Regions from separate parts of the Mus musculus genome. Here regions 1, 2, 4 and 5 are each linked to region 3. Evidence: chromatin loops called from intact Hi-C (ENCODE). Cell type or tissue: left cerebral cortex. All regions are shown on one strand. Region 1 has its middle 4.7 kb from the start of Olfr522. Region 2 has its middle 12 kb from the start of Olfr523. Region 3 has its middle 11 kb from the start of Olfr533. Region 4 holds the start of Sprn (shadow of prion protein). Region 5 has its middle 14 kb from the start of Olfr541.

Region 1 (5,000 bases), 310 kb after region 3:
CAGTAGGTGGAACTGTTTGGGAGGGATTAGGAGGTGTGGCCTTGATGTTTCAAAGGCCCATACCATTCCCAGTTAACTCTTTCTGCCTCTTACTTGCAGATAAGCTGTAAGTTCTCAGCTACTGCTCCAGTACTATGCCTGCCTGCCTGCTACCATGCTGCCAACCGTGATAGTCAAGAACTCATCCTCTGAACAGCAAACACCCAATGAACTCTTTCAGTTGCCTTGGTCATAATGTCTCTTCACAGCAACAAAAAAGTAAGACAGGGTATGATGTAGATGTCTCATTCAGTGCTGAACATTCCACAGTCTCATTATTCTCTGAACCTTAACCAGTGATGGGTCTCTGCGTTGTCTTCTATTCCAAAAAGAAGCTTTCCTCATGAGTGCTGAAAGATGCATTGATGTATGGGTATAAAGATAAATCATCAGGAGTCGGTTTAATACTATGCACATTTATCAGAATAAAGCAGTAGATTCTCCACAGGGCTTACAACTTGTTTACTCAAAAGTTCTTGGATACAGTCCAGACCCACAGTGAGCTGGACCATCCTACATCAATCATCAACCAAGACCAAGAAAATGCTCCCACAGGCCATCTAACTTAGGCAATTCTTCTATTGAGGTTCTCTCTTCCCGGATGTCAAGGTGACAAGTAAAGCCTTTACCCCTTGTGAGTGGCAGTTCTCCAAGCAGAGCGTTCATATAGAAAGCACCCAGATAGTTTAAATTCCACTGAAATTGTAGACAAATGGGATGGCAAGGTTAAAAAAACAAAAAAACAAAAAACAACCCACGGTGGCACTGGGTCGTCACCCTTTGTCCTTTTTGACAGACACTGGTTACTGGCCTCTGTAACTGGTCTGGTAAGTACACCTTTAACTACTATGCAAGGAGCTAAAAGGAAGCTGGGCTTGATGGTTAAGTCTTGCAATGGTTAGTTCAGTGACCTATAAGAAGACTTCAAACAAGCAGATGAAGGAAGGAAGGAAGGAAGTTGGTACAGGATGTGAATGAAAAAGTCACATGGATGAAAAGAACTACAACAAGGAGAAGGAGAATCTGAAAAACAGCAACAACAACAAAAAAATCAGGCCGGGCATGCATGGCGTTACAAGCTTGAATCCCAGCACTTGAGAGGCAGAGGCAAGTGGGTCTCTGTGACTTCAGGCCAGTTTGATCTACACAAGTTCCAAGACAGGCAGGGTTCTGGAATCTAACAGAAATGTTAGAATGATGAAAAGCCCCACCCAGTAAGTCAGTCTGGAAAGCAATTCCAGTAGACCACATCAAGCAACAGAAAGAGCACTGAAGACTGAGGGGAAAGCTAAAGAAATACTATACTCAGATGAGTGACAAAGGAAAAAATAGCACCAGTGAAATGGCTCAGAAGGTAAGGGTACCTGTCACCAAGCCAGATACCTTGACCTCACAGATATCTGCTTGCCTCAGCCTCCCAAATGCTGGGATTAAAGGTGTGCCCCACCACCACCACCCAGTAACGTGACCACTTTTAAGAAATGCAGAAGTAAAAACTTTCTAATAAAAGCACAGACTAAAACAATCCATGACCAATATGCTGCTAAGAAGAATGAATATTCATAGATGATGGGTGGAATATTCTCCAGATGTCTCCTATGGCCTTCCAATCTGTGGTGCAATTTAATTATGTGCTTTCTTTCTTTATTGATTCCCCCCCCCCAGGAGATCTATCAACTGATGATAGTGGTATATTGAAGCCACTTAACTATTATTGTATCATGGACTATTTTGTCCCTTTAGGTACAATAAGACTCAATTTATAAAACTATGATCACTGGGCATTCCAATATTCAGAGAACAATATTTGTTTTATCTTCTTGAAGGATTTCTCCGTGTATTAATATGTAGTAGTGTTCCTTAGCTCTGAGTTTTCCCTGAATTCTATTTTTACAGGCTTGAACCCAGCTGCTTCTGCTTATTTTGGGATCTTGGTTGCCTGGCATAGAATTCTCCATCCTTTTGCATTTAGACTAGGTGATCTTTACCAGTGAGAATGAAATCCACCCCACATTCCCTCCCCCACCCTGCTTCCTCTTCTGTTCCCCCCCACTTTTCCCTCCCTACTTTATGTGCCTTTAAAATATCCACTGAGTCCATTTAATGCTATCTGTGTGCACCTGGCTATAGGACAGTCACTGGAGCATAGGTAGTCCCTCCGAGACTGCAGCACTGAAGAAAATTGACTCTCTTTCCCCAGCAGCAGCCAACTGCCAGTAGTTCCCAAGACAGGGATGACCTTCATGAGCCCCTCCCCCATCCGTGCAGAGATTTTCTGCAGATATTGTGTGACAGACTTTTCCTAGGGAGATGCCCACAACACCTATGTCTACTTACTGGAGAAAGTGAACCCATGAGAGACCAAAGTCCAACTTGATGAACCAATGGATTTTATTGAAATAACTTATAGGAATATGGCTGAGTGGTTAGTTACAGGAACAGAAACTACTTAAGGACAGCTGCATCACCTAAGCCCATCTCGACATGAGTGAAAGCCCACAAAAACACTAGAAGTGTGGACCACTCTGTACAGCCTACAAGTAGCTCAATAGGCTGGAGAGTATCCTTTTCAAGTAGCCCACTTGGTCTGAACCTCTTTCAGGTAGAATAGCTAGTTTTTCTTTCTTCTAGGCAGTTCAGCTTGTCTCTGCTGCTTTCACATTGTTCTCTTGGTCTCTACTTCGAGGCTGTCTGTTTTGTCTAAGAATCTTCATTTTAGTTTGTCTGAGTCTCTCAGTAGTCTTTTCTGTTTATATAATCTTGGAGGAGGGGGCTAGAAAAATCTGGTCAGTTTCAGGGACTTCCTGAGGCTATTTGAATTGTTCACTTCCTGTGTTAATGAGCTTAATTGTAGTGTGGAATGTTTCAACAGACCCTTCCTCAACTATGCTGTGATTTTTGGCTGGCTTGATCTTATGCAGGTCTTATGCATATAGACCCAAACACTGTAAAATCAGACATACAACTGCACTGCCATGTCTAGCAAATACTGTTCTCCTACAGAGATCTACTATCTCTAGATCTTGTAATGGTTTCTGCTTCCTCTTCCTACATGATCATATACCTTTGTCAACTAACTTCTTAGCTTTCAAGTGTGATTTAGTTATTGTTACTATCTTTAAGTTGACTTATGATATATAAATATATACATATTCACTCCTTGGTCCTGTTCCTCTAGAGAACCTTGACTAGATAGTCAACTTCACTTAGAATCACCTAGAAGACAAGCCTCTAAGTGTGTTGTTCCAAGGAAGTTTAACTGAGAGGAGAAGACCCACCCCCAATGTAGGTGGCCCCATCCCATGGGCTCTGGTTACAAATTAAATCGAAGGGGAAACAGGAGAAAGCGGGTGAGCTTCCTTGCCCGTGCCAATGTCCAAGCTGTTCCTGCCATCGTGACTCCCCTCCACAATGGACTACATCCCTGTGAACAGTCAGAAGAGACTCTTCCCTCGAGTCTTGTTTTGTCAGATATTTGATCCTTGAAACAAGAAAAATAAATTAAAAAAAAAAAAAGCTGGGCGGTGGTGGCACACTTTAATCCCAGCACTCGGGAGGCAGAGGCAATCGGATTCTGAGTTTGAGGCTAGCCTGGTCTACAAAGTGAGTTCCAGGAGAGCCAGGGCTATACAGAAAAACCCTGTCTCGAAAGAAAAGAAAGAAAGAAAGAAAGAAAGAAAGAAAGAAAGAAAGAAAGAAGGAAGGAAGGAAGGAAGGAAGGAAGGAAGGAAGGAAGGAAGGAAGGAAAGAAGGAAAGAAGGAAAGAAGGAAAGAAGGAAAGAAAAAGAAAAAGAAAAAGAAACTAATACACTTTAAAGAGGGACTTGGAAAGCATGAAACGCACTCTTACCCACTGGTGAGCAGATGACAGCACACAGCACTGGGGACAATGGCAAAAGGTGAGAGCCACACAGAAGTCAAAAACATGATGCTTTACACCATGACCCCTCAAAGAGTGCACAGTGTGTGATCTGGCATGGCTCCCGGCGGCATACCAGCATACCGGTGACACAACACAAAGGGCCCAAGGCTAGGATGGTGGCTGCTTCCTCTGTCACATGGAATCTCCCCAGGGGACTGGACCCTCCCCTGCAGGCTCACAGACAGACTCATGGACAGGCAAGTTAGAGTCTGCCAAACAACACTGGTTACACCCCAATTTGCCTTTGAATGCATAAAGAAGCCCTAACTGACTAAAAAGCTTATAAAATAAACAATAATGTTAGATCTGCACTCTGATGCTGGTCTCCAGAGTCTAAATCCCTGGCATCTTCGTGGGCTCCATCTCCATTTCCCCCACTTTGCAGTGTCTGTTCCCACAGTATTTTTTTAGATCTATTTGCTTTATTTCACATAGAAGAGATTATTTTCTGCACGTATGTATAAGCACCACATGTTAGCCACCCACAAGGGTGGGTCAATTATGGGCATTTGATTTCCTGGAACTGGAGTTAAAGCTGTCAGCCACTATGTGGGCACTGGGACCTGAACCCAGGTCCTCTGCAAGAGTAGCCAGTGCTCTTAACCATTGAGCCAGCTCCCCAGCCCCAAAACAATGAGACTGACTTGGCAAAGATTCAGAATTTGGCCATGCCATCTGGGCAAGGACCCATAGCAGATGTGTGGTTGATGTGGTCACTCTGAGAAAAGACTAAGACCTTCTTGCAAAACTTCCAAGTCCAACTCCGATATCCTCTTTCTCAGGTCTGGATCCAAGAGCAACTTTCAGACTGCAAACAAGAGCTATGTGCTGAAGTGTCACCCGGTGCTCTCCTCAACCGTCAAAGGCTGGAAACAGCCCAAGTGAGTGTGCTATGGTCACACCTGGGACAGCACACAAGGTCAGCTGGAGGGAGTGGCCCAGGAGGAGAGGATCTTGGTAACAAAAAGCAAGAACTGAGAGACAAGACAAAGTAACACCCTCTGCCATATCCTTCAAGTGCACACAAAGCCCAGCCATG
Region 2 (5,000 bases), 290 kb after region 3:
GGATGCACTAAGTTCCCAGACTTACAAGAATATTAATTTTTGTGGCTGCCATCAGGTCTTCCAGATTTCTCCACATGGGAGAATCAATCATGATTATGAAAGAAGGATCCTAACATGTCTACTGATGAACTCACAATGCTTTGATTGCAAGTCCACTTTCAACCTGAGGAGACACCCTGAGGTGTAGCACCATGCTCAGCTGTACAGAGAGAGAACAGAGACAGCATGAGCACCAAACCATCCCCACCCTCAGAACAGCAATACTGACTATCCATGCTGGGCCTCACATGGGAGAAGCCTCTGCTGTCTTGGCAACAGCAGGGACTCCTGCCCGCTGTGTCAATGCCAGGGCTGAGGGCAGGTGTGGGCACTGTGAGGATTAAATACTATGCCTTGGGGTAACTAGTGTGTGAGAGACACTTGGCAAAGGCCATTAGCACTTCACATTGCTATATTACCATTCCCTCCATAGCTGCATGGAGCCTCTTCTTCCTGATCCACAGAATAACAGTGACTCCTGTGACCTTAAGGTGAATGCCATGTACATGAAAGTTACTATGGGGTGGCGAGCAGTCATGTAAGCATCAGGTAGGAGCCGTGTGACAGACAGCCTGCCTGGGCTGTTGTCATTCAGCTCTGACAACTTAATCTTGGTTGCACATTGCTCAGATAACGCTCACTATGGTCTGGCTTCCACTCTCCACGTGTAAAGCAAGGATGATACTAGCATCAATTCAGAGGATGCATGGGGATACAATAGGCAAATGCCACAGATCAAGCCGCCAAGTATGTTCTGTGTGAAAGCAGTCTGCAGAAGCGTCGAGATGCTGACGTGCAACTTGTCTTTTTCTGATATTTGAAGGCATGCTAGGTTTGGAGAGAACATGTATGTATTACAAGAAAATGAGTGATCGAGGAGTGAGCTGGCCAACACAGGGTGTTTGGATCCGCTGGTCTACAACGGGGCTCATATCCTGCCACCTAAGGGGCCTTTTAGCTATGAGGCTGACACCACTCAAAATGCATAGCTGAAGACTGGGCATTGCTGAGAGGCCAGAGCACTTATGGGCAATTGGTTCCAGCTCTTCAGTCCTTGAAGTGGCACTGGGGGTGTCACAGTTCACCCTCCTCTCCCAGTGTTCTTTTCAGCCTCCAGCTATGATCCATCACATGACCCAAGACCAGCTTTCTTCAGTCTCTAAATTTTGAGTCCTCTTCCACCAGATTCTGTCCCTAAAGCATGTTCCTGGCCAACAGGAAGTCCACAGATGTGCCTCAAGGAGAGATTCAGAGCATCAAGTGTTTCCATTTGCCATTTGCAAAGTTCTTCCCTTGCCATTCATATAGACCCCAACCTCTCCATGAGAAGAGGCAGGTAGGCTGGCTAGATCCAGGGGCCCAAATAACCTGAAAAGCAGGAAGGAGAAAGACTCCAGTGGATAGCAGCCAACTCTGCCCTCTAGGCGCCCAGTGAGACCAGAGCTATCAGGATGTGGCCAAGCGGCCCTGTGGTGGCCTATGGCCTGTGAGGGGAAACAGGAGGATTTTATCTTACATGATTGCAATGCCGTCTTTACACCATCCTAGTTCTTATTGATATATTATTACATGTGATAAGACTTACTCCATGGGGTGTATGGTGTGTTGAACTCTAACCACTGTGTAAAATAGTGTTAGCACTGTAGTCAGATCAGGATTGCCCTTGGTCCTAACCGCTTCTTCCAGCTGGGCACCCAGTTTCCTCTACCCACAAGCTCTGTCCTGCTTTCCCCCTGCCCCCTGCCATCTTCCTCTTCACATACAAAGAGACTGACATGTTTCATTCAACAGGCTGTTTGCATCTCACCTATATGGTGAACAACACCCTCACAGGCTGAGGGCTGTAGACTAAATTTGGCTTGCAGCTCTGATGACTAATATGATAATCAACCCATCTGTTGCTCTATGATATAAACACTGCACTCCATTAACACACATATATAATATTGTTAGTTAAAATACAATCTTAGGGCTGGAGAGATAGCTCAGTGGTTAAGAACACTGACTGCCCTTCCAAAAGTCTTGAGTTCAATTCCCAGCAACCACATGGTGCCTCACAAGCGCCTGTAATGGGATCTGATGCCCTCTTCTGGTATGTCTGAAGACAGCTACAATGTACTCATATACATAAAATAAATAAATAAATCTAAAATACAACCTTAAAACAAGTTCAACGTCTTTGCACAGAAGAATAAAGAGCTTCATTTTTCCTGAGTAAATAAATACCTGGCTGTGGAGTTGCTGGGTCACATTAAGTTTGTGTTTAAATTTGTATGTAAGACATTTCCATGCTGTATTTCCAAAGTCAACCACTAGGGGTAGAGATAGTTTACACCAAGCTCTCCTAAGGACTGGAAGTCTTATCTATCCATCACAAAGTGGAGTGTATAAGCTGATATCTGCACAACACATGTAATTAGGGGCTTCTCTCGTTGCCTATGAGGGGTTATGGTACTTGTCTGACCCAGTACTCTGGCACCTATGACTCAGGACCCCTTCATATTGAAAGCCTCAGCCCAGAGCTGGACTCATCAGCCTGCTCCCCACAAAGGCTCACATGCACAGCAACATAAAAAAAAAAAAAAAAAAAGTTAATGTAGGTGTGAATCATAGCAACAGGGATCACGACAGCAGATGAGAGAGCACAGATTGAAGGGAGCTTGTGCCAGAAAAAAACAATGTTTTTATATAAAAGACTGTGTATAAATCAGGTGCACAGTATCCCCACAGCAAGCATGCACGGAATAGCACTCCGGACAACTATTTACATTATCAGCTGTAGCTGAATGCACACAACCCAATGGCTCTCAGACACAGCTAACATGTACATCATATAATAATGATCAATGTATTACTTATAATAGCTGAATAATGGAAGCAATGCTCCTAGCCCAGTGGCTTAGTGTGGGCAGCCTATGCAACAGATACACTCAGCAATGAGAGGTGGTGAGCCATCCCTCAGTACACCATGGAGAGAACCTACAGACCATGCAGAGGCAGGCAAGGAGACGAGCTGGCAGCTTAGCATGCCAGTTCTCAATGGGGCGCTGTGCACATGCTCGGTTTATGAAAAGTTCTCAAATCCTACCTTTACAAGTTGGGCAATTTTCTGAGTGTATGGTGCACTTCATAAAAAATGTATACACCTAGAAAAGGCATGCGATTCCTTTACAATACAGGCTGTTAAAAAAAAGGGGGGGGGGAATGCAGAGATGGCTGAAAATACCCAACATCCCAAAGAGTAGCTCTTCCCGTGGCTTGGCTATGTCCAAAAAAGACCAGCTTCCAGGCACACGGGGAATGTTTTATTCAGTGACAGACAGGAGACTCCAGGTATGCATCAGGCAAGTCCCATGACGCACGGCGGGTGCTTAGCCAGGACGCCCGGGCTCACCGTCTTCTGAATGCCCCTCTCGTGGGCAGCATTTTGAGAGACAGAATCTCCACATGAGTGAGTTCATCTCAAGCTGCCTTTTTCCCTTCGGGAGGACCTTTCGCCTAATACATAATTGCTTGTTTAAAATTAATTAGCTGCTCTGAAATAATTAATTCCTCGGTGAATTTGAAGCATTATTAATTGGGATAGTTTTCACCATCCATGGATTTTTTTTCTAATAAGCCCGAACCACCTGATGGACCCAGAGTCAGGCAAGGTGGCCCCATGGCTGCTCAGCCCCCCACAGCCCCTCCTACCTTCTTTTTAATGGAGCCCCAGGGAAAGCCACGGGAAATCCCCTGGCTCTTAAAACTTCTCACAGAAGTTGACTGGGATCTTTGCACACTGCAAATCTGATTGGGTACCAAGAGGTTTGTTCACTTATTCCCCAGTTGCCTAAAAACTATGAACCTTTCATCAGAAACAAAGCTCAAAGTAAAATAATAATAATAATTAAAAACAGCATTCCTCACACGGTACTGCCAGTCCCTTGGGTAGAGCTGGTTAAGAAAGAGTGCAGGTTCCCCTACCGGGCTGTGTGGGTGAATGAACGCAGGTACATGGGAACTGAGCCACCATCACCAGCTCCCTAGAGGTGAACTACTGCCACCTGCTGCCTACCCAGGCCTATTAGCAGCAACAGCATGAGTGCTGAGGTTCCCTGGCAGAAAAGTCAGGTAGATTTAGGTGTGGCTGGAGCCAGGGGACGGTGTCTCCAAGCAATGCACCCCCACAGCAGAAGGCCCTCAACAAGCACTTATAGTAGATGAGCCCTCGACCAGTGACACCTTTGTGCCTTTTCAGACAGCCTCATGAGAAAAATGTCCCCTCAACAAATGCCTGCTTGGGAGCTGAAGGGGTTTGCAGCCCCATAGGAGGAACAACAATATGAACTAACCAGTACCCCCAGAGCTCCCAGGGACTAAACCACCAACCAAAAAGCACACACGGAGGGACTCATGGCTCCAGCTGTATATGTAGCAGAGGATGGCCTAGTCGGACATCAATGGGAGGAGAAGCCCTTGGTCCTGTGAAGGCTCTATGCCGACGTGTAGGGGAATGCCAGGGCCAGGAAGCGGGAGTGGGTGGGTTGGGGAGCAAGGTGAGGGGATAGGAGGAGGGGATTTTTGGAGAGAAAAACAGGAGAGGGGATAACATTTGAAATGTAAATAAAGAAAATATCTAATAAAAATAAATGTCTACTCGGAAAGTGTCCCTCAGCCAATGTCTCCTCAAAGAGTGACCCTGAGCAAGTGTCACCTCGCTGGGTGTGTGATCAGCTAATGTCTTTTGCTAAGGAACCCTCAACAAGCATCCCCTGAGCAGGAGTCCCTTAGCAGGTGTCCCTTCAATAGGTACCTCTTCTGATGTGCCTTTTGTCCCATAAACCCCTCGGGGAGTAAACTGCAACCTATCACTGGCCTTGTGGGCTAAGGAGAAATCTCGCTGGGTAGCAGAGAAAATGGTAAGGGCTAAAGTCTATAAAAGAGGCCAGGAAGCAGGAGCAGCCAATAGATGGCCACGT
Region 3 (5,000 bases):
TGGCCCAGAGATGTTTCTATTATGTCTTTAGCAAAGCACAACATTTGGAGTTAATTAATCAGTAAAGGGAAGGCAGGTAGGAAGCAAGACATCTTCTACTTTGTTTATATATTTATGAAGATGAGAAAGGGATAGATGTGCCTCAGAACCTAAAGCTATAGGATGGAAGGTTAAAGGGTAGAAAGTAAAAAAAATGCAATAGGGATCTGTAGTTTTCAAAATGGAGTGTGGCAGCAAGTAATGATTTTTTTTAAAGCTCCAATGGAGAAACACATGCACTCCTCATATTTCTGAGACCAGGCAAGTTTCAAAGTAATTAAATATAAAAAAACAAACGTTAAAATCATGAGCTATAAACTTTTCTCAGATTTCTGAAGACACAACCGTGTTTTGGGTACAGTTCATACTGATGTTGAGCTCCAACCAGACACTAGTGATTGAGTTCCTGTTACAGAGGTTCTCAGCACACTGCAGTCTATGACTGTCCTGAAAAATATCTTTCTCTCCTGTAAACAATAAGGCTTATGGGAAATGTTGTAATAATTCCTTTGCATCTGTATTTCACAAGGTTCCGGTTGGTCTAATTTCTAAGAAAAAACACCACCTTTCTCCAGGCTCAGTTCTTTTTTCCTTGTGTGATCTATACTTTCTGAGCTGCTGTTGCTACTGTTCATGGTCATGGCCTATCATCACCATGTAGCCATTTGCTTTCCTCTGCAGTGCAGCTCTAGAACTAACCCACACATGTAGGAGACTTGTGTATAAGCATGTGGTCCATCTGTGCTCTAAATTCTAATGCTGGTCTAATGAGATGGCTATCATTCTATGACTCTAAGGACACCCACTTCTATGGGATTTGCCAGTTTTTACTGCTCTCCTGCAGACCCTCAATTGCAAACAACATCATGAATCCCATTGCTGATGACTTTTTCAGAGGCATCACTTTCTGCCTCCCTGTTGTCTTATGACTGTATCAGCAGCAGCATCTAGCACATATGTTCAGCTGAGGGGAAGCAGAAGGTCTCCTCCTGCTCATCCCACATCATTGTGATCTCTCTCTATTACTCATCCAACTTTTGTGCCTGCTTCCAGCTGCCATCCAGAAAAAGTTATTTGCCTGAAGTGATATAGCAGGCTCTAAGTCCCTCTCTCAACCTTATACACTGATGAACAAAAATGACAAACATGCTCTGAAGAGACGCATACCCTTCTCAGTGTTAGATGGAAATATGCAGGCCATTCTGACAGTTAAGGCCATTTCTCACCTGCATTGCTAAAAGCATCTACATGGCCATGTGGTTTGGCTATGGCCATTATAGAAAAGAGCCTTCAAACTCAGGATCTGCACATGGTCTTTTTGTTCTGTGTTCATTGTTTTGATCAATCCATGATTATCTATGTGCACTAAATAAAAGCTTAATCCACTTCAACACCACCCCAAGACAGATGCTCTTCTTTCACAGAGAAAGTCATTTTGCCTTCCCAAAGGACAAGAGAGCCTTGCTTCCCTGAGCTGAGTTCTTGCTTATTAGCTACTGCTATTTCCATTAAACAATTATTCAGAGAAAGGGCCACTGTCTCTATGTGTACAATACTATCTCAACATGAATATCGGTAAATAAACAGTCTGATTTTAGTGTCTTCTTCCTACTTCATATGTGGTCAAGTGCTGTACTTCAGTTGTACATATGTTACCCCTAATTCTCCTTTTACTAGACAAACAGGCATGTCATTGAGTGCAGAGTCTCAAAGCAATAGAATGTGTGGTATATATGCTTTTTTATCTTGAAGCAGTTAGGAGACTGAGAAATTTTTTTATTCTTCTCTCATACATTACATCCCATCTTCAGTTTCCCTTTCCTTCACTCCTCCAGATTCATCCCCCACATCATCTCTCTGCCAGATGCATCCCTTATCCATTTCCTCTCGGGAAAGAACAGGACTCCTAGAGATACCAGTCAAACAAGGCATAACAAGTTACAATAAGTTTAAGCAAATACCAAGGTTGAATGAGGTAACCCAGTAGGAAGAAGAGTCCTAAAAGCAAACAAGAGTCAGAGACATCCCATTACTCCCACCATTAGGAGTACCACAAGAACACCAAGATATACAGCATAACATATATGCAAAGAACCTAGATCAGATCCATAAGGCTCTTTCAGTCTCTGAATCCTTATGAACCCTGCTTATCTGAGTCTGTGGGCTGTGTTCTCAAGGGGTACTAAATCCCTCTGGCTACTACAATCCTTCCTCCCCCCTTCTGCAGAGCTCTCTGAGATCCACCTAGTATTTGACTGTGGGGTTTTGCGTGTGTTCCCATAAGTTGCTGGATGAAGTCTCTCTGATTACAATTGGACTAAACACTGGTATATGAATATAGCAGAATACCACTAGGAATTATTTCATTGACTCCCATCCCCTCCCCTCCCCTCCCTTCCCCTCCCTTCCCCTCCCTTCCCCTCCCTTCCCCTCCCTTCCTCTCCCTTCCCTCTCTCTCTTTTGTGCCAGTTGTGTTTGGCTCTATCCTAGGTTTCTAGGCTATTGAGCCTCTAGTTCCTGCAGATTCAGGAATAGGCTTTCCTTAGTGGATGGGCCTCAAATTGGACCAATCATTGTTTGGCCACTTCCACAAGTTCTGTGCCATCATTACCCCAACACAGCTTGAAGGCAGGATATATTGTCGGATAAAGGTTTAGTGCCTGGAATGGTGTATCAGTCCTACCACTCAGTCCAACCAAGCCTTGCCTAGTTACAGAAGCTGGCTGATTCAGGCTCTTTACTCCTATAACTAGGAGTCTTTGCTAGGACTACCCTTATAGACGCCACAGAGTATCCACTGCCCTATATTCCCACGTTGCCCCCAGCACCTCTCAATTCTAGTCATCTCTCCCTGTACTCTCTTCCGCCATGCCCCCAGCCCAATCCCTCCTGATTCTACCCCCACCTACCCCTATTTTACCTACAAAATCTACTTATTTTCACTTGTCAGGGAGATTCATGTTTTCCCTCTTTAAAACTCTTTGTTACTTAGCCTCTCTGGGCCTGTGGATTGTAACATGGCTATCCTTTACTTAGCAGCTAATATCCACATATAAGTAAGTACATAACATGTTTGTTTTTCTGGGTCTGGGTTACCTTACTTAGGATGATTTATTCTAGTTTCTTCAATCTGCTTGTCAATGCCATGATATCATTATCCAATGGAGTAATGTCTCATTGTATAAATGTACCATATTTTGTATATCCATCTAGGGATATCTAGGTTGTTTCTAGTTTCTGGCTACTATGGGTAAAGTCACTATGAACATAGTGTCCTTATGTTATGATGGGGGTGTTCTTGGGTATATGTATCCCACCCAGCAGGACTCAGTATTTGTGGGTGTGAGGGGGACTGTAAACCTGGGAGAAAATGGGAGGGAGAGAAAGAAGGAGCGGAGACCAAGTAGAGAGTTCCTATCAAGGTCTCTGTTTATTAGGCTGAAACGCCAGGTTTTTAAAGAATACATCGAGGGGAATAGGGAGGGGTTGAGGGGAAATTAACAAAGAACAAAGAAGTGGGCATCTGGGAACATGAAGGCCGAAGTCAGGCTCCAGGCAGCGGGCACTCTGTGTCTTATCTCCGGAATTTGGATCCTCTTTAACAGCCTTGGGTGTCAGGCCGGGCTCAGCACGTAACTCATGTCCTTGGATGTCATGGGAGTCAGGAAGAGATAAGAAGAGGGGACTATAATTCAGCTTTTACAGCCTCAGGTGCCAGGAAGGGAACAGGGAGAAGGGAGTGACGACCCGCTCCTTAGCACAAGGCCATTTGGCTTGTCAGGGTGGGAGACTGTGAAAGGCTCGCTTTCTCAACATATATGGTTTCTAACCATATATGCTCAAGAGTAGTATAGCTGGGCTTGAGATAGACTGTTTTCCAGTTTTCTCAGGAATCATATTGATTTCCATAGTGACTGTACAAGTTTGCTAGCATGAGCTGTCACTTGTAGTTTTGATCTAAGTTTGAGAAGTACAGACGTTTGAAGTATGACTTGATGATCTTTTGGATTTTTTCAGTGCCTGTTGCTATAACCCCCTTTTCATTTCTGATTTTGTTAATTTGTATGTTCTCTCTCTGTCTTTGTCTTTTAGTTAACATGAGTAAGAGTTTATCTATCTTGCTAACTTTCTCCAAGGACCAGCTCTTTGTTTCAGTGATTCTTTGATTCATAGGATTGTTTTTGTTCCTATTTTGTTGATTTCAGTCCCGAGTTTATTTCTTGCCCTCTACTCTTCTTCTTCTTGCTTCTTTTTTGTTCTAGAGCTTCTAGGTGTGCTGTTATGTGTGAAAGTAAATCCTAGGGTGGGGGTGGGTCCTATGCCTCACTTTGCTCTCAAATAACTGCAGAGCATTTCTACACTCAATCTAACTCATTCTAGCTCCCAAATAAAGAAACAGAAACAAGCACTAATAGCGGGACAGATTGTGATCTATTCTAATCCATCTAGGCTGCCACTACCTAGTCAAATTGTACTTTAGCTACATCTGAGTCTGCCATGGCTCATATATTACATCCCAATTGCAGTTTCCTTTCCTGCCACTCTTTCTAGTTTCTGCCCCCAAATCTCTTCACTCCACCAGATGAATTCATTATTCATTTTCCTTTCAGAAAAGAGCATGTGTATCCTCATGACTGCTCTCTCATTGTGATCTCATCTTGAATCCTCCTAATCTCGTCACATGGTTTCTCCATATCTTCTTTTCCTCATGGTACTCCTCTATCCTCTTGTCTCTGCTGGGTCCCCTGGACTGGGATTTGAAGTCCTACCCTATTCTCTTCTGCCCAATTGGCTAATTGGTTGACCAGCTCTTTATTAACCAATTAGAGGTGAAGAAAACAATTTACATAACATAGAGACATCAGATGCTTGATCATGCCATCATCTGGACTGCAGATAGATATCTGTGTCTAGAAATCAGCATCTGAATTCACCGTGCACAAAACCATTCCCCCAACAGT
Region 4 (5,000 bases), 320 kb after region 3:
GTGTGTGTGTGTGTGAGTGTGTGTATGTGAGTGTGTATGTGTGTGTGTGTATGAGTGTATGTGTGAGTGTGTGTGTGTATGTGAGTGTGTGTGTGAGTATGTGTGTGTGTGTATGAGTGTGTGTGAGTGTATGTGTGAATGTGTATGTGTGAGTGTGTGTGTGTGTGTGAGTGTGTGTGTATGAGTGTATGTGTGAGTGTGTGTGTATGTGAGTGTGTGTGTGAGTATGTGTGTGTGTATGAGTGTGTGTGAGTGTATGTGTGAATGTGTATGTGTGAGTGTGTGTGTGTGTGTGTGTGTGTGTGTGTGTGTGTGTGTGTGTGTGTGTGTTACTGTTGTAAGTTTCCCTCTGGATTCTCAAACCTCTTAGGTTAGGTTTTTATACCTTGTTACTGTTGTAAATTTCCCTCTGGGTTCTCAAACCTCTTGGGTTAGGTTTTTATACCTTGTTACTATTTTAAGTTTCCCTCTGGGTCCTCAAACCTCTTGGGTTAGGTTTTTATACCTTTGCCTTATGCTTGTGTTTTGCAGTGGGCCTTGAATGTCTAAGACACCATATTTGCTCTTCACATTTTAACATGAAGCAGGGAAGTGAAGGAGCACCTGGGAGCTCTCCCTGCCTAAACTAAATGGGGGCATCCACCAGCCTTTGGCTGGGGAGGAGGGTGCTTTCAACTTCACGATAAAAGAAAGCTCAAAAGCACAGTGGCTTCAATGAGAAGAACTCCATACAGTAACCACCCCCTTCCTCCCCAGGTCTTGCCCCAACCCATGAGGCTCCATACCAGGCCTCAGCCAGGACAGGGAAGCTCCCGACCGCTCCGACTGTAATCTTGGGCCTTGGAAAGCAAGCCTGGCACAGATGAAAAACGTTGTGGCTGTCTGGAGCTAGGTTAAACTTACCCTACAAAAGCATGGAGGCACTGCAACCAGTCAGCTTGAAAATAAAGGGGGGCTGGGTCTCCAGGGGTCTATTTTCAGAAGGTTCAGGAAGGTCAGATCAACAAAGGTCTAGTGCTATTGGGATCCTCATGGCTGTACATCAAACTTCCAGGAGAGCCATCTGGCAGGATGTTGGAAGCCCTACACTACGCGCCTAGAAAGTCAGCCCAGTGGTCCTTATGGCTGGCGAAGAGGAGTAAGTGGAGCTGAGGTTCCATCAGAAGAATGGGAGAGGAGGTAGATAATTCATAAGAACCGTAAGAATCGATGCGGTGGGCAGGTAGGGAGAATGGAGAGGAAGAGGCCATGAACAAAAACGCTGGACCTACTGGAACAAAAACACACTGTCTATCCTGGGGGCTGGGGCTAGTGGCCATAGGGGAAAGAGAGATTGGGCAGGGCTGTGGCGGGGATGGGAAGATGGGGGGATGGGATGAGAGGGTGCTGTGTGCAGTGCAGCGAGGATGGGGGCCGGGCAACGAGAAGGGCTGTGGCTGTGCTTTTCTGAGCTTTCAGTATCTCCTCCCTTCACGTCTCCCGGGGCTGAGCCTCCGCGGCTGCCCGCCCCTAATCTTCAGGCGGAGGCTTCAGCAAAATCCAGTCGTGAGCTCTGCCTAAGGAAAAGGGTCCTCGCTGCCGCACCTTTCCGCTTGGCCGGTCACGGCCCCTAAATCGCTCATCCGACCTAGGCTTGTGACCAGTAAGTAGGGGAGGTGGATGAACCCAGTGATGCTGGGAGGGAGGGGGAGGGGAGAGAGGACCTGAGGAGGATGGAGCTGCCGCCACCGAGATGGCTGGTCCACAGCCAGCCAGAACCCATCCTGATCGGTTTACCTGTCCAGGCTACTGGCCTGGGCAAACCCAAAAAGGGTGGAGCTGGAGCGGGGAAGAGACGTAATTACCTAGGGTCTGGGCCTGCTGGGCGGTTCACCCATCGCTAGTTGTTTGCGTTGCAAGGAATCGCTGATCTGGATTCTGACCCCCACCCTCACCCAGTGCATTCAGCCGCAGCCACTGGCTGAAAGACTATCTCTTAAGGCATCAGGAGATCCAGATGCCAGAGCAAAAGTCACAAGGCTGTCCATTCTAACCATAATCTGGGGGTATTGAAGGCTCTCCATTCCAAACTAGAATCCTAATCCACTAATCCATCCCCTTCCAGAGACTCGTGTGCAGAGCGGGGGATTTGTGCCCCCCCCCCCCCAGGCCTGAGCCCCACTGTAGGAGCTCCACAAACCCCATTCTGGGACCCATCTCCACCCTACCACAATAGTAAAACGGCCGCCCTGTAGTGAAACCCTTTCCCCACCACCCCATCTCCACCTGGTTATACAGCAGGAACCCAAAACCAAAGTCCTGATGCTGGAGTTTAAAGAACCCCTTCCCCAACCCTGAGCCCACTGTCCTCCAAGATGCTGGGAGCCCTCTATCGGATTACCACAAAACCAGAGGCTGAAGTAGGTGTCCCCAGGTCCAGATGAGCCTATTCCCAAGCCCTGATACCCTCTTGCCCTGGTCCTAAACCACGCTCCACCCCTGCACAGAAGCTGAAGCCCCTTCCACCCTCTTCTCGCAGATTCTGCCCAGTAGGATGAACTGGACTGCTGCCACGTGCTGGGCTCTGCTGCTGGCCGCCGCCTTCCTCTGTGACAGCTGTTCCGCCAAGGGCGGCCGCGGAGGCGCTCGAGGCAGTGCCCGGGGGGTGCGCGGAGGTGCACGCGGGGCATCAAGAGTACGCGTAAGGCCGGCGCCCCGCTACGGCTCCTCTCTGCGCGTGGCGGCTGCAGGGGCAGCAGCAGGGGCTGCAGCGGGTGTGGCTGCGGGCCTTGCTACCGGCTCTGGCTGGAGGAGGACCTCAGGGCCTGGAGAGCTAGGCCTGGAGGACGATGAGAATGGGGCAATGGGAGGCAACGGAACCGACCGAGGAGTCTACAGCTACTGGGCCTGGACTTCCGGCTCAGGGTCCGTGCACAGCCCACGTATTTGTCTGCTTCTGGGCGGCACCCTTGGTGCCCTAGAACTGCTTCGGCCTTAGACCAGGCTAAACTCCATCCCAGGTCTAGCTCCTAGCCTGTCTTAAGGCCCCTAGGGCCCACCCTAATGGCCTCCTGCCCAGGGGGTAACTTCATTTTGCTAACTATGATTCCCCAGCCCAGAGAAGAGTCTGGCCATTCTGGGCCCACAAGGCCTCTTGCAATTTGTGGATGTAGTTTACTCTCTTGCCCATCCCAGTTTCCCAGTCTTCCACTCTGGCAGGAACTAACAGCCCTACTACCAGAGAGGCAGGCTGCCCTTGACTCTCCAGAACTGCCCAAGCAGGCATGCCTGTCTGCTTGCCCACCCTGACACGAGGACATGAACAATGCTGACCGCCAAGAAGAGGCCATCCTTGGGTGGGCCCGTCTGATTCTGCCACTAAAGCCCCCAAAGACCTTGAGCCTCCCATGGAACCAGAGGGACTTATAGTTGATGAAGAGAGCATTCACTTAGACTGCAGTGTGAGAAATGTCAGGTGCTAACCACCTGCCCAGAGCAGGTCCCAATGATGTCATAGCTCAGAAAACATCCAGAGCAGTAAAATAACCATCCCAGGACGCCCACCATGCTCCTCCTACAACATGCTACCAAAGCCAAGTAGTATGTTTCTTCCTGGCAGACTGCCTAAGAGACCTTGTGTCAGAAGGGTTTCCACTTGAAGCCACTTGGTCCTAAAATCCACTGAGGGTAGAGGTTTTGAATACACTTTCAAAAACATTCCATTCTGCTTGAGCTTAAGGGTCATGAGTGAGGGTCACTTGGATATAATACCAATCCTGCTGGGGCCTTCTTTGTATATAACCCAAACTGCAAGATTCCCATAGTTCCAGTAGATAGCAGCATTTTATGTTGGGAGACCCCTCCCTTGGAAACGGTTGGACGGGGTTGGGGTGGGGAGGTGAGACAGAGCATGGCACAGCTGACAGCTGGCAAACTGAACAGTGGAAGGGGCAGCAGATCTACAGCCCCACTGTGCCAGAACAAAGCTAGCAGACAGAAGAACCAGCCTCAGCAGGTTGTGAGCGTGGGTTAATGCTACTAGCTCTCTCTGACCATCCATATACATCCTGAGAACAGAGCTGATGTGCTGAGTGGCCTTAGAGAGGTACTCTATAATCCTCACAAGAATCTACCTTTAAGCAGACTGGCTTCTTGCTGTTCCAGGGACCCACTAGCACATCTTTGCCACATGGAGTGTTGGGTCTTGGGATTCAGTCAATATATGCTAGCTCAGCATACCTCTGGCTAGTGTATAGGTTTCAAAGCTATTGGCAGGGCCCTAGCCAAGCATTTTCTTGACCAACAGGTTGCAGGATACAACTCCCTGCAACTTCTATTCTCACTGCCGGTGCTCACAGGCACAGTCAGCCCAGATGCTCCTATGTCTCTAATAGACCAAGCTCAAAACCACCAAGACCAGCAAGCTAAGGGCCAAGCCCACTAAGGTCCTCAAAGGCAGGTGCTGATGCGTCAAGTCTGGTATAGGGAGAACCACCAGAGCCCCTTCAACTTGTCCAACACCCATGAGGATGGACTATGTGGACCAGACCTTTGTGTACCACAGAGTACCATGTGTTAGTTCTGGGTATTGTGGCATTATGAACACATCACCTTTCGATGATTATTTTACATTCACCAATCTGACTTCTCCAGCGTGTTTAGCATCTGGCACAGCCACACATCTTTAAATACCTTCTCCACTAGCAGGAACTATAGATGCTGAGGGAGAATCTCAGAAGAGACTTATAATACTGCAGCCACAGCAAAAGGCAACAGTGGGAGGCTACCCCTGCTATCAGCCATCCACAAGAAGCAGAGAGCCTATTGAGCATCCAAGTACTGGTTCAAGCAACTATGGAAAGCTCAGGTCAATACCGAACAGAAGAGACTAAAACTCCTGAGCAGGGATAGCCCCCTGGCCCAACAGCACTTCCTATCTGTATCGACCAACCCCTTGCCTTTTCTTTTTAGACAGCAAGCTGCTGGCAGCAACATCTTCTAGGTGCCTACAGGTATTTGGA
Region 5 (5,000 bases), 240 kb before region 3:
CCCCCACCCCCAAATGACTGTCACATATTGGATCAGGGTCTAAGGCAGCGGAGAGTATGGTGGGTATAGATAACAAGGAGACTGTCAGAGAACAGCTCCTTTATTGAAATAGAGAGGCTATATGATAGAGCTAGACTCAGGAGAGAGAGGAGAAAGGAAAAGGGAGGAAGTATTTCAGCAGGGGCAGGGACCTTCCAAGCATAACAGCTATATTAGCAGACTGCTGGTTACATGATTTCTGAGAAGCCAGTTCTCTGGCAGGGGAAACAAAGATTGAACTGGCTTTATCATTACTTGGTCTTTGTCTTTATGGAGTTGAGCAGGCACAAGCCTGATTTGGGTAGAGATCAGCCCTACTCCCACCATGTTTTCTGAGAGCTCTCCAGGGTATGGGCAGTGCTCATCTGGTTTGGGAACCCACACTCTGGTACTTCTGTGTGCTCTCTGGTTGCTCACATCTCTCTTCATAAACTCTGATACTTCTGTATGGTCTATTCTTGCCCACATCTCTCTTCATAAACTCGGGTCTTTTATAAGCCTTACTTTCTGTGATCCATCAGTCTTCCTGGTTGATTCTATCATTACCATGATGTATCTCAAATATGTTATCTCAGGGAGCCCTCCTCTCTGTCACAGGCCCGTGAACCCCAAAGTACTCTATGGCTTTTCTGCCTTTGTGCCTGGTAACCATTCTTGACTCAACAAGCCTATGGCTCATGGCATCACCACTTCCCAGAGCCTTTTCTGTGGGTTTTATATGCACTGTTAGCAGGCAGCTCATTCCTGTCATCAGTGTGTGAGGGGGGGGATGGTGATTGTTCTTCAGAGCATGGCTCAACTTTTCTGATAATCTTATTGTTTACCTTTACCAATAATAATAGTCTTTCCAGGAAATACCTGTGCGATGACCTGAGATCATCCACTGGCCTTTTCTCCATGAACACACACACACACACACACACACACACACACACACACACACACACACACACACCATTCTACCCCTACCAATCCTTCGTGTGACAATCCTTTGTGGTGCTATTTATCTGAAAATGCTCTCCATCGTTCACCCCTCTTTTACTCTCTGCAATCCCAATCCCTCATGATGTAGCACACGTGTGATGAGTTAGTCACTGGAGTTGTTCTAGCTAATGCAGTAAAACTCACCACTTCTGCACTTTTCCCTACTCTACCTTGTACTCTGTAAGCTTCCACCTCTGCTCCCATAACACTTCTTTTTCTTATCATTACTTTTAATTTAAAAAATAATTTCCAGAACAGGACTCATGACCTGAATTCTCTCAAGCTCATAAATGAACGTTAGATTAGTTAAATACAGCCACCATTTCTATAGGGCACCTTTCCTGTCCCCTATTCCAAGCTGGAGAGATCCAGCTATAAAATTTGTCCTAGGAAAAGATGCTGATGGTGCGAGAGCTGACTATGCTTCCTTGCTGTCATAGAACTGGTGAGCTGTATCTACCCTGTGGGTGACTCAAAAATCTCATTGGCGGTTCTATGTTATAATAAGAACTCTAGATAATAAAAAAAATATTCTGACCCATTCACAAAAGACGGCAGTTAATATGCATAGTTACCCTGGCTATAAATAAAATTCTCCAAAGTATCATTTAGTGGCAGAAAGATACAAAAAAGAGATAAGAGCTACACAGTGCTGCCTACAAGGCTTGTGTTACCTTTGAGGACGCATAGTGGACGAAAAGGAGTGGGGTCTGTGATGGTTGACCTTGATTTGTTAGGATTTAGGATCATCTAGGAGACACACTTCTCAGTTTGTTTGTAAGAACATTTCCAGAAGGGATTAACTGAGTGAAGACGTCGCACCCTCAGTGTGGGTGGTACTCTGCAATGGGTGGTCCAGATAAACAGTGGTTCAAGGAAAAAAGCAGCTTGTGTTTCACTTAGCTGCTGCTGTCTCAGCTTCTGTGTCCCTTCGGATATTTCATCTGAAATGGACACACTGGAAAAAGCGTTTCCCTGAGTCTTTTGTACTTGGCACTGCCTTGCCCCTACATTTAGCATATTGCTCACATGCTAGTATGTCCCCATGCCTTTCTTTTTGCTACACTTGAGACTCTAAAGCAAGGTTACTGACTTCATTGACGAGCTTTATAAAGTAGCTTATTCCTCCTGCTCCAGTTTTTTTGTTTTAATCAAATTTACCTAGCTTTTAAAATTCTTCTTTTATGAAGATTTCTTAGCAAAATAAGAAACATCACAGCCCTTCCTAGTCCCCATCAAGGACACTTATAAAGGCTGGGAGCTGCTGTGATTCGCGGTGGTAAAACTAAATGCTCATCCTGTTCCCCCTAAAAATGGCAAGCTAGCAATTCTTCCTCTCACTGCTTCTTTTCAGCATTGTGCTAGGAACTAACTTCACTACTGGAGGCTGAAAAGATGTGAAAGACAGAGGTTGGAGAGGAAGGAAAGGAACAAGTGTGTTTTTAATCTGAGTACAGCACTAGTCAGTCATGTGGAATATTTTGTGATTCCACTACAAAATGTCTCTTAAAAGAAGCAAATGAGGTCTGGAGAGATAGCCCTGAGGTTAAGAGCTCCTTTTGATCTTGTAGAGGTCATGGATCCAGTTCCCAGCATGAATTCAGCTCAAAACCACCCATAACTTCAGTTCCCTTGGATCTGACACCATCTTCTAATGTCTGCTGGCTCATGCATGTGAGGTGAAAGAAAAACAAAGGTGAAAATGTTATCATCGCTGCAAAGGGTTTTACATTTGAATATAAGCTTAATTAAAAACATATACATTGCCACCAATTTTAAATTTAAAATGAAAAATTTCCAGTACCAAGAATATGTTACACCTTCAGTCTGTTTCTCCACCAGCATTTTGCTATCTTGAGACTTGCACCTTGAGGAGCGAGTAAGAGAAGCCACACTGGGCGAGGAGTAGGGCTGTTTAAGGGCCCAGGGCCAGCATATTTCAGGGAGCTAGACTTTCACAACTCCAGCCTGGAGGAGGACACAGAGACACCCAGTTCCTGAGGGACTAAGGCACGTGAAACTGCAGCCTGTCTGCCCAGACTCTTAGCAGGACATCTGTTGGAATCCAGCTCTGTACCTGCCTCTGTTGAGATGCGGAGTGTAGATGACCTTTTCCCACCCATGATACTTGTTGCCACAGACCCAAACACAGGCAGGTTTCCTCACAAATGGACACGTGTACTTAGAAAACTGAGATTCTTTCCTGGTGAACTAGAACCTGCCAGTACCGTGACCACGAGTCCTCCCCTAATGTAACTCTACCTGAGACTTGGATGCAAACAACTGAGCAGGTACTGGGCCAGCATCTGGCTTCTGGCCACAAACAGCAGGAACACAGAAAAACACCTGTGACCTCTCTCTCCTGGTAATTATTTTCTGACTAATCTTCACTGTGAACTGGGCACAAAGACACATGACCCAGGGCTTGGGGAAGACCTCCCATGGGGCAGAGGTTGTCTTGGGTTGCATCATACAGCAAAGGCTCTCCAGATACAAGTCAATACTTCTTGATGTTGGCAGATAACTATAGCTGGACTTTTTGCCTACTTCATTGGGTTCACCCTTCCCTACCCCAATCCCTTCCAACCTCCAACACTAGGTAGGTGAGAAAGGTTAGAGGAGAAAGGGCATACATTTCTTTAAACTGCTTCCTGATGATTAGGGATATTGCATTCCTTGAGGCCCAATCCTCATTGTCTGGATATCTCCGACCAGCAATCCAGTAAACAGAAAACCAAAAATTTCCCAACGCAGCAAACCCCCCAAACAGCAGGAGGAACCAGCAGCAGAAGAGGAAGGAGCAGCTGCCACAACCTATTGGGATTCTGGCATTTTTAGAACCCTCTCAAGAATCCCCAGAATTCCAAATGTAAACTATCGTCAGCCGGCAAAATCACACCCCTGCCAGAGCACGAGACAAATCAGTTAGCTGCTGTAGACAATCCAAAGTAGCCCAATATCTCACACCTGGGATTAAAACAAAAACATAACAGGGTTTTTTTTTTTTTTAGTGTTAGTTTTTTATTAGATATTTTCTTCATTTACATTTCAAATGCTATCCCCTTTCGTAGTTTCCTCTCTGAAAGTCCCCTATACCCTCCCCCTCTGCAATGCTCCCCATCCCACCCACTCCCACTTCCTGTCCCTGGTATTCGCCAGTACTGGGGCATATAATCTTCTCAAGACAAAGGGCCTCTCCTCCCATTGATGGACAACTAAGCCATCCTCTGCTACATATGTAACTAGAGACACAGCTCTGGGGGGAGGGTACTGGTTAGTTCATATTGTTGTTCCTCCTGTAGGGTTGCAGACCCCTTTAGCTCCTTGGGTACTTTCTCTAGCTCCTTCATTGAGGGCCCTGTGTTCCATCCAATAGATGACTGTGAGCATCCACTTCTGTATTTGTCAGGCACTAGCATAACCTCACAGAAGACAGCTATATCAGGGTCCTGTCAGCAAAATCTTGCTGGCATATGCAATAGTGTCTGCGTTTGGTGGCTGGTTATGGGATGGATCCCTGGGTGAGGCAGTCTCTGCATGGTCCTTCCTTCCGTCTCAGCTCCAAACTTTGTAACTCCTTCCATGGGTATTATGTTCCCCATTCTAAGAAGGAACTAAGTATCCACACTTTGGTCTTCCTTCTTCTTGAGTTTCATGTGTTTTGCAAGTTGTATCTTGGATATTCTATGTTTCTGGGCTAATATTCACTTATCAGTGAGTGCATATCATGTGTGTTCTTTTGTGATTGGGTTACCTCACTCAGGATGATGCCCTCCAGGTCCACCCATTTGCCTAAGAATTTCTTACATTCATTTTAATAGCTGAGTAGTACTCCATTGTGTTAATGTACCACATTTTCTGTATCCATTCTTCTGTTGAGGGGCATCTGGGTTCTTTCCAGCTTCTGGCTATTATAAATAAGGCTGCTATGAACATAGTGGAGCATGTGTCCTTATTACAAGTTGGAACATCTTCTG

Evidence for each region. Hi-C counts contacts between places; a loop is a spot of excess contacts. Peaks named below come from ENCODE experiments on the same cell type or tissue, not always from the same donor. Only the 100,000 strongest peaks of a DNase experiment are listed, where the experiment ranks them.
Region 1: it touches region 3 in a loop (4-fold over the local background); 2 of 42 quality-filtered maps call a loop at or near these places.
Region 2: it touches region 3 in a loop (13-fold over the local background); 3 of 42 quality-filtered maps call a loop at or near these places.
Region 4: it touches region 3 in a loop (7-fold over the local background); 2 of 42 quality-filtered maps call a loop at or near these places.
Region 5: a loop joins it to region 3, with 8 times the contacts of the local background. A loop is called at or near these places in 2 of 42 quality-filtered maps.

What each region holds. Positions count from the first base shown.
Region 1 is chr7:140,165,130-140,170,129 of GRCm38, reverse strand. No RefSeq gene overlaps it. Among named protein-coding and RNA genes, the nearest start is that of Olfr522, 4.7 kb to the right of the region's middle. In left cerebral cortex, no CTCF peak of the experiment used is centred here; DNase peaks (open chromatin) are centred at 1,495 and 1,973; H3K27ac peaks cover 1,203 bases.
Region 2 is chr7:140,185,923-140,190,922 of GRCm38, reverse strand. No RefSeq gene overlaps it. Among named protein-coding and RNA genes, the nearest start is that of Olfr523, 12 kb to the right of the region's middle. RefSeq lists an enhancer at 3,498-4,315. In left cerebral cortex, CTCF peaks have their summits at 2,116 (motif pointing left), 2,316 and 4,084 (motif pointing left); DNase peaks (open chromatin) are centred at 2,423, 2,731, 2,959, 4,067 and 1 more place; H3K27ac peaks cover 300 bases.
Region 3 is chr7:140,474,975-140,479,974 of GRCm38, reverse strand. It overlaps the pseudogene Olfr534-ps1. Among named protein-coding and RNA genes, the nearest start is that of Olfr533, 11 kb to the right of the region's middle. In left cerebral cortex, no CTCF peak of the experiment used is centred here; DNase peaks (open chromatin) are centred at 1,031 and 1,888; H3K27ac peaks cover 1,968 bases.
Region 4 is chr7:140,151,191-140,156,190 of GRCm38, reverse strand. It overlaps Sprn (shadow of prion protein), which reads left to right and starts at 1,532. Exons shown (of 2, transcript NM_183147.2): 1 at 1,532-1,642; 2 at 2,519-5,000. The coding sequence starts at 2,534. The coding sequence ends at 2,977. In left cerebral cortex, CTCF peaks have their summits at 2,389 and 2,612; DNase peaks (open chromatin) are centred at 2,571, 3,176, 3,555, 4,508 and 2 more places; H3K4me3 peaks cover 2,487 bases; H3K27ac peaks cover 2,964 bases.
Region 5 is chr7:140,715,840-140,720,839 of GRCm38, reverse strand. No RefSeq gene overlaps it. Among named protein-coding and RNA genes, the nearest start is that of Olfr541, 14 kb to the right of the region's middle. In left cerebral cortex, no CTCF peak of the experiment used is centred here; DNase peaks (open chromatin) are centred at 1,485, 2,031, 2,371 and 2,973; H3K27ac peaks cover 1,140 bases.